Regions from separate parts of the Homo sapiens genome. Here region 1 is linked to region 2. Evidence: read pairs that join two places in POLR2A ChIA-PET (ENCODE). Cell type or tissue: PC-9. All regions are shown on one strand. Links, peaks and the distances in the headings refer to the core of each region. The heading gives the core; the rest is flanking DNA.

Region 1 (2,922 bases), core at 259-2,758, 74 kb after region 2:
AAACATCCCGGCGTTTAATTTGTGCGGCAAAGCAGTTATAGGGCCTATAGAAATGTGGTCTGTGGATAGTGGCCCACAATAATGAAAAGAGAAGCAAAAGCTTTAACAATGACTCAACCAAGCAACTTCTCTAAAATGTAAGATGATACCAAATAATAGGACAGTTCTTTGCCAAGCCTTTGAGTTCCTGAATTCTACCAATTTCTAGCTGAACTAGAAGAGATACAGGTTTTCTGATAAACGTATAATCAGAACATAAAGGAAATGAAATGCTGTCAAGTTTCTCTGTTCCACAATCATCAGTTTTTAGTAGCTGTATCGTATCTTGGTTCCTTGACAGATGCGCATAACAAAATGAAATAATGTCAAGACTTGTGAGCTCTTATCTCAAAACGTGTTTGGGTGAAAAAGGACTTCAAATGTAATTTTTTTTCCCCAAAGAAGAATGTGAAAAGTTTTGTTTGAATCTTTAAAACAGAAAATGTAGCAACTATCTGAGGCTGACACGTGTCACCTGGGTCTCTTAGTCATACGATTCTGGATCTATTTTATAAAACCTTGCTCTGAATATATTGGTGGGTGCTGTCAACAAAGTTATCACTGGAGATAATGGGATTCACGTACAAAAAAGAAAGTGCTGAGACACCTGCCTACATATTAAGTGTACTTTCTTTTTCTCTCACTTCTTGCACACTTGTTACTCCAGAAATATCATTACATATAACACACAATGTACTAAAATGTCACTTAAGGAGAAAATAAATTGTCCAATAATGCTGGAATGCCACCAGAAGAAATCTGAGGCTATTTCCATTATAATGCAAGTGTTCAAAAGTAAGACTTTTCAGGGGATAATTTCATATCATCTCCCTCTCCCACTTTTTTAAGCTAGCCATATTTTGTGTGGTTATAGATTTATGTACTCCAAAAAGGCTATTCTGTAGTGAAACTAAAAACAGCCAAAAGAACAAATAGACATTCACATCACTTTCTACTGCTTGATAGCCTTCCCCAAATAGGCTGCTTCCTTCTGTGTAACCCTCTTGATGTATTTTTTTAAATATATATAAAGAAAGTGTTGTTATTAGCAACTTTAAACCCAAATGGTCTTAGCTTCATGGTCTGAAATACTTAGTCAAAAACAAACTTCCTGTGTATATATTCTTTGATTTGACCTTTCTTTTTCTCTTCTGCTACCAGGTTTTATAACACACTATGGGTAACAGCACAGGTGAGATGAAACATCTTTTTTACAGTGCAGGTGATGAAGGGAGTTGAGATTACTGAACTACTTTTAGCAAAGCCCTCATGTTGTAAGCTATGTCTGGGATAGACAGGTCCAGTCTCAGCTCTCTCCTGGATTCACTGCTGATTCTGGAAAAATTACCTAACCACTCTCTCTACCAGCTGCCTCATCTGTAACATGAGATAACAATAGCTTACGTCACAGGAACTGATTAATGGCTACAAACTACAGGTTGAAAACCTGCTGCATTAGTGTTGGGTGTCATGATGAATGCTGCTCAGAGAAGTGGCCCCTAAGCACACAGAACGTGGAGGTATCGCCCAGCTCGAAGGATGAAGACAAAGCATTTAGGAATCCCTCTGGTGCATCTTTTATCTTTACAGAATCCCAAAGCTGTGGCTGAGACAATTTCAACTGAATGAATATGGTAACCTGGGAGGCAGAAAGGTAGAACTGAAAGATCATAGAAGATGGAGTATGAACACTTTTGAACTGGTGGCTTTGAAAACTTACTCAGGCTGGGCGTGGTGGCTCACACCTGTAATCTCAGCAGTTTGGGAGGCCAAGGCAGGTGGATCACTTGAGGTCAGGAGTTTGAGACCAGCCTGGCCAACATGGTGAAACCCCATCTCTACGAAAAATACAAAAATTAGCCAGGCATGGTGGTGCACGCTTGTAGTCCCAGCTACTCGGGAGGCTGAGGCAGGAGAATCACTTGAACCCAGGAGGCAGAGATTGCAGTGAGCCGAGACTGCAACACTACACTCCAGCCTGGGTGACAGAGTGAGAGACTGTCTCAAAAAAAAAAAAAAAAAAAAAAGTTACTCAGCTTCTTGTACTTTAGCATTTTCATGTGTCAAAAGGGGATAATAACAGCAGTTCAGAAGGACTGTGAAGCTTAAGGGAGACAATGCCATAAGCGTTCACGTTTGCGGCAAGAAGAGTATCAGGTCAGTGAGTATGGGAAACCTTGTCCCTCTTTTCCTTCTTCTCTTGAGTTTGCTCCATTATAGTTCCTCTAATGTAGGTTGAAACTAAGTTCATATTTAAACTCTAACTCATCAGTAAAGCCACCGTAACAGAGCTAGATTTTACTAAAATCAACAGAGCAATACAAGCTCCCGCACGTGGACAAAGGAGAGCAACTGGGCTTTGATTGACATTGCATTCCTAAGATACCATCTGATGTGTTGAATTCAGGCTCAAGACCCTGTCAGTTCATTTTTACTGATGTGTATGGCCCTAATTCAATCACAGTAACTCTCAAGGCCTCAAGTTCATCATTTTTAAAGCCAGTCTAATTTTGGTGTACATAATTGGCATGCATATTGTCAAAGAGTAATGGAGACTTAGAAAGGACTTCTGCTTTTAATATAATGGAGTAATGAATTTCCTCTCCTTTTCCTTTCAGAAACCACTCTGAACATCAAAGATATTCATTAATAAAAAATAAGCTAAATCTTTGTGAAATCAGGAGAGCCTGAATGGTAAAATATCATGAAGGGCTGCCATATGCAACTGGAACCAATGGGGCTGTGGCAAGGCTGAGAAGATGTCTATGAAGAGCAAGCCTCAACAATCATAGGAATTCTCCAGTTAATTGGAGGAGCGCTAAGGTATGTCAATAAAGAATCAATTAGAAACATCTTTGACTGACCTATGTACATTGGTGAGGT
Region 2 (2,922 bases), core at 194-2,693:
TTTTAAACAATACCTCGAAACCATAATGCAATCTTACTCCTGAAATGTGAAGTATTTGCTGCCACCGTGGGTACACCTGGCACGTCTGGTTGCTAATAGAATAAATCCGTGATTTTCTTTTCACTTGCATTCTCACTTCTTGCCTGAGTAAGCTGCAAATCAGTTGAACTTACCCTTCTTTTCTGTTTTGTTTCAGGGTCTGGTATTTGTTTGTGCTTTATCTTCCCCTACCTCTTAATAAAAAGAGTAAACCAGTCTGCCTGTGAGAGTATTGACTGTGGTTAAGAATGCGGGATTGTGTTGCAAAGAAGCTCAGGCCTGTAATGTTATCACTCAGCAGGACTGGGTCCCATCAGAAGGCACATGGTGTGCCATGACGTAGCTGGTCTTCGACCACAAAAGCAGACTTTTCTCTGTGAATTAGACAAACCACACAAAAGGCAACAATAGCTAGCATAAACACCATTTAATACTATTCACAGGCTATTGAAGAGATGGGCGTTGACTAAGAATTGCTGCAACGCCAAGACATTGTAGTCAGATGAAAAGAGGCCTAATGAACAGGAAGCATCATTTGAGCAGGCTGACAGTAACCATATAACGGCGGGATTGTGGGGCTGGCATTTACCCCAAGGGTCTTTACGGTGAGAAAAATAAAGAGAAATTAAAGCATAAGGAATCCTCTTTGTGGGCACTTAAAGCCCATGAAGCAACACAAGAAGCTATACAATTGTCTTTTCAAGGCTCGTCTGTGCTTTAGATAATTATGAAAAGGAAACAGTTGGGGTGTGCTTGCTTATAGGAGTCTATATGACCCATTGGGAAGACTCTTCTATAAAAACAGATGAAATTTTCACAGCAAAATGAATAATTGTATGAGCTTTCACCTTGTTTTAAGACAGGAAGAACTAACTTCAGCTGGATTAGTCAAGCTATTTCGCCATTTCTGGCAGCCCCTTCTGGGTACACGAGGTATCCGTGGCAAGACATCCTCATTTTTCAACAGGTTCATGAAGAAAAGGAAAGTTAAATAAATCTTTGGAAATATAATGCTTATCTTTAAAATATTTATACCTCTGTCTAATAGATACTCATTTATAGGAATATGACGTAGGGATTTAAAGAAAATACTTTTGAAGCAAATCTTTAATGATAATCATTCTTTGATGTATACTGAGCATTTTGTTAAAAAAAAAAGCGTAATCAGTACACAAAATACATTAAGGAATGCTACTGAGGATCGCACAAGGAGATTTTTTACAAGCTAGAAGGAACCCTGGAATGTTCTGGAATGACATTTTACTGAGGGAAAAATAAGAACCAGGGTGTTAAGTGACCAGCTATAGTCATATAACTAGTGATAGCAACTCACGTGAGACCCAGGTCTCCTGACTCCCTGTCCACTGTGCTTTCTACTATTTTGAATATAGAAATATTTTGATTTTTTAATATAGACATCATTATTTCATATATAACATAATCTTTTTGGTTGTTTATTTAGCTGTTTAACCTCTCCTGGTTGTTTAACATCCCTGTGCCTCAGTAGTACTCTCTGTACAATGGGGTTAACCTACCCTAAAGAAATGTTGAGAAGGACTAAATGAGTAAGTGTATATAAATGTTTGCTACTATTATTGTTTATAAAACAGCAGTGAGGATTTTGAAGATGATGGTTCCACTGAAGTCTGGGCTATCAGGGAACATCTGGATCACTCAGGAAGACCAACAGCTCTTACAGCAGGTAAGAGGTCTGAAGACCAAAGAAGTTCTGATTGACCCGAGACACAGACATTGACAGACCATTCTCAGGTCTTCTCACTGCAAACCAGAGCTCTTTTTCTAACTCTATGATGATGTCTCTCAAGACCTTAAAATATACTCTGTAAGAACAGTGAAACTGCCTACTGTAACCAAGCATGTTGAATAAAGCTCCCAGTAGAAGCTGACTATATACACTAAATGCTCTTTTCTTTAAAGCAGTTTTCAAATTTTAGTGTGCATTAGAAAAGAAAAGAAGTTTAGGGAGGTCCTTCCCCAACATATTATAATTCCGTGGGTCTCACAGAGGGCCCAGGAAACCATGTTTTTAAAAAGCACCTCTCGTCAGTGATTCTGATAGGTTGTCCAAACGCTACACTTTAAGGAAAATTCCCTGAAAGAATAGATTCCAGTTTTCTTATTTGTACTCTGTGTCAACAGTTGCCATCTAAGTTGGTTTGCTGGCAATGATGATAATCAACAAAAGGATTCTTTTATACTAGTAAAAAATTAACTAGAAAAAAAAAGCTAGTTCTGCTAAAGCTGAACCCATCTTGCTGTCTCAAAGCCCCAAATTATCACTCTAACTCCAGTCAATCATCTTGCCCATGTAAAAATAATGGATTTGTGACAGAGAACATAACAGGTCATCACTGATACCTTATCACAATAGGAAAAGCTCCGAGAAACACTGCTCTACTGAATGGTAGATTTATCAATGTCAGACATTCATTTATTCATCTACCAATCATCTTTGCCAAGAACTACGGTTCTGGAAAAGAGAGATTTAAACGAAACAAGCCATAATACCTTCAGCCCTCAGGCGGGTTATAACCTAGTAGGACAAGTAAAACATACACACACTTATCTTTGAATAAAAGGCATAGTATACCACCCGAGTTGTTCTGCAACTAGTTCAGCTGCTGATTTGTATTTTCTTTCTCCTCAAGTCGCTTAAAGTAACACAGGGATCAGATAATGGAAGGGACGCCAGAGCGAAAAAGATAAAGCAGGAAGAGGCCATCTACTGGCAGCTTTCTTCCTGTCCACTTCGCCTGCCCTATTTGTGTTTGCTTGACTCCTCCGCACATCCTGAAAACTTTGCACACAAATATCTTCACTATATCGCTTTAGCCCCATCCAAAAAAAGTGTACTGAGCAATT

Evidence for each region. Peaks named below come from ENCODE experiments on the same cell type or tissue, not always from the same donor. Only the 100,000 strongest peaks of a DNase experiment are listed, where the experiment ranks them.
Region 1: POLR2A ChIA-PET joins it to region 2 with 6 read pairs; 2 of 35 experiments call an interaction of 5 or more read pairs at or near these places.

What each region holds. Positions count from the first base shown.
Region 1 is chr13:95,022,163-95,025,084 of GRCh38, forward strand. All of the region lies in intron 30 of ABCC4 (ATP binding cassette subfamily C member 4 (PEL blood group)), which reads right to left. Among named protein-coding and RNA genes, the nearest start is that of LINC00557, 64 kb to the left of the region's middle. In PC-9, for the core only: no CTCF peak of the experiment used is centred there; a DNase peak (open chromatin) is centred at 1,449.
Region 2 is chr13:94,947,734-94,950,655 of GRCh38, forward strand. No RefSeq gene overlaps it. Among named protein-coding and RNA genes, the nearest start is that of LINC00557, 11 kb to the right of the region's middle. RefSeq lists an enhancer at 122-739. In PC-9, for the core only: no CTCF peak of the experiment used is centred there; no DNase peak of the experiment used is centred there; H3K27me3 peaks cover 2,033 bases.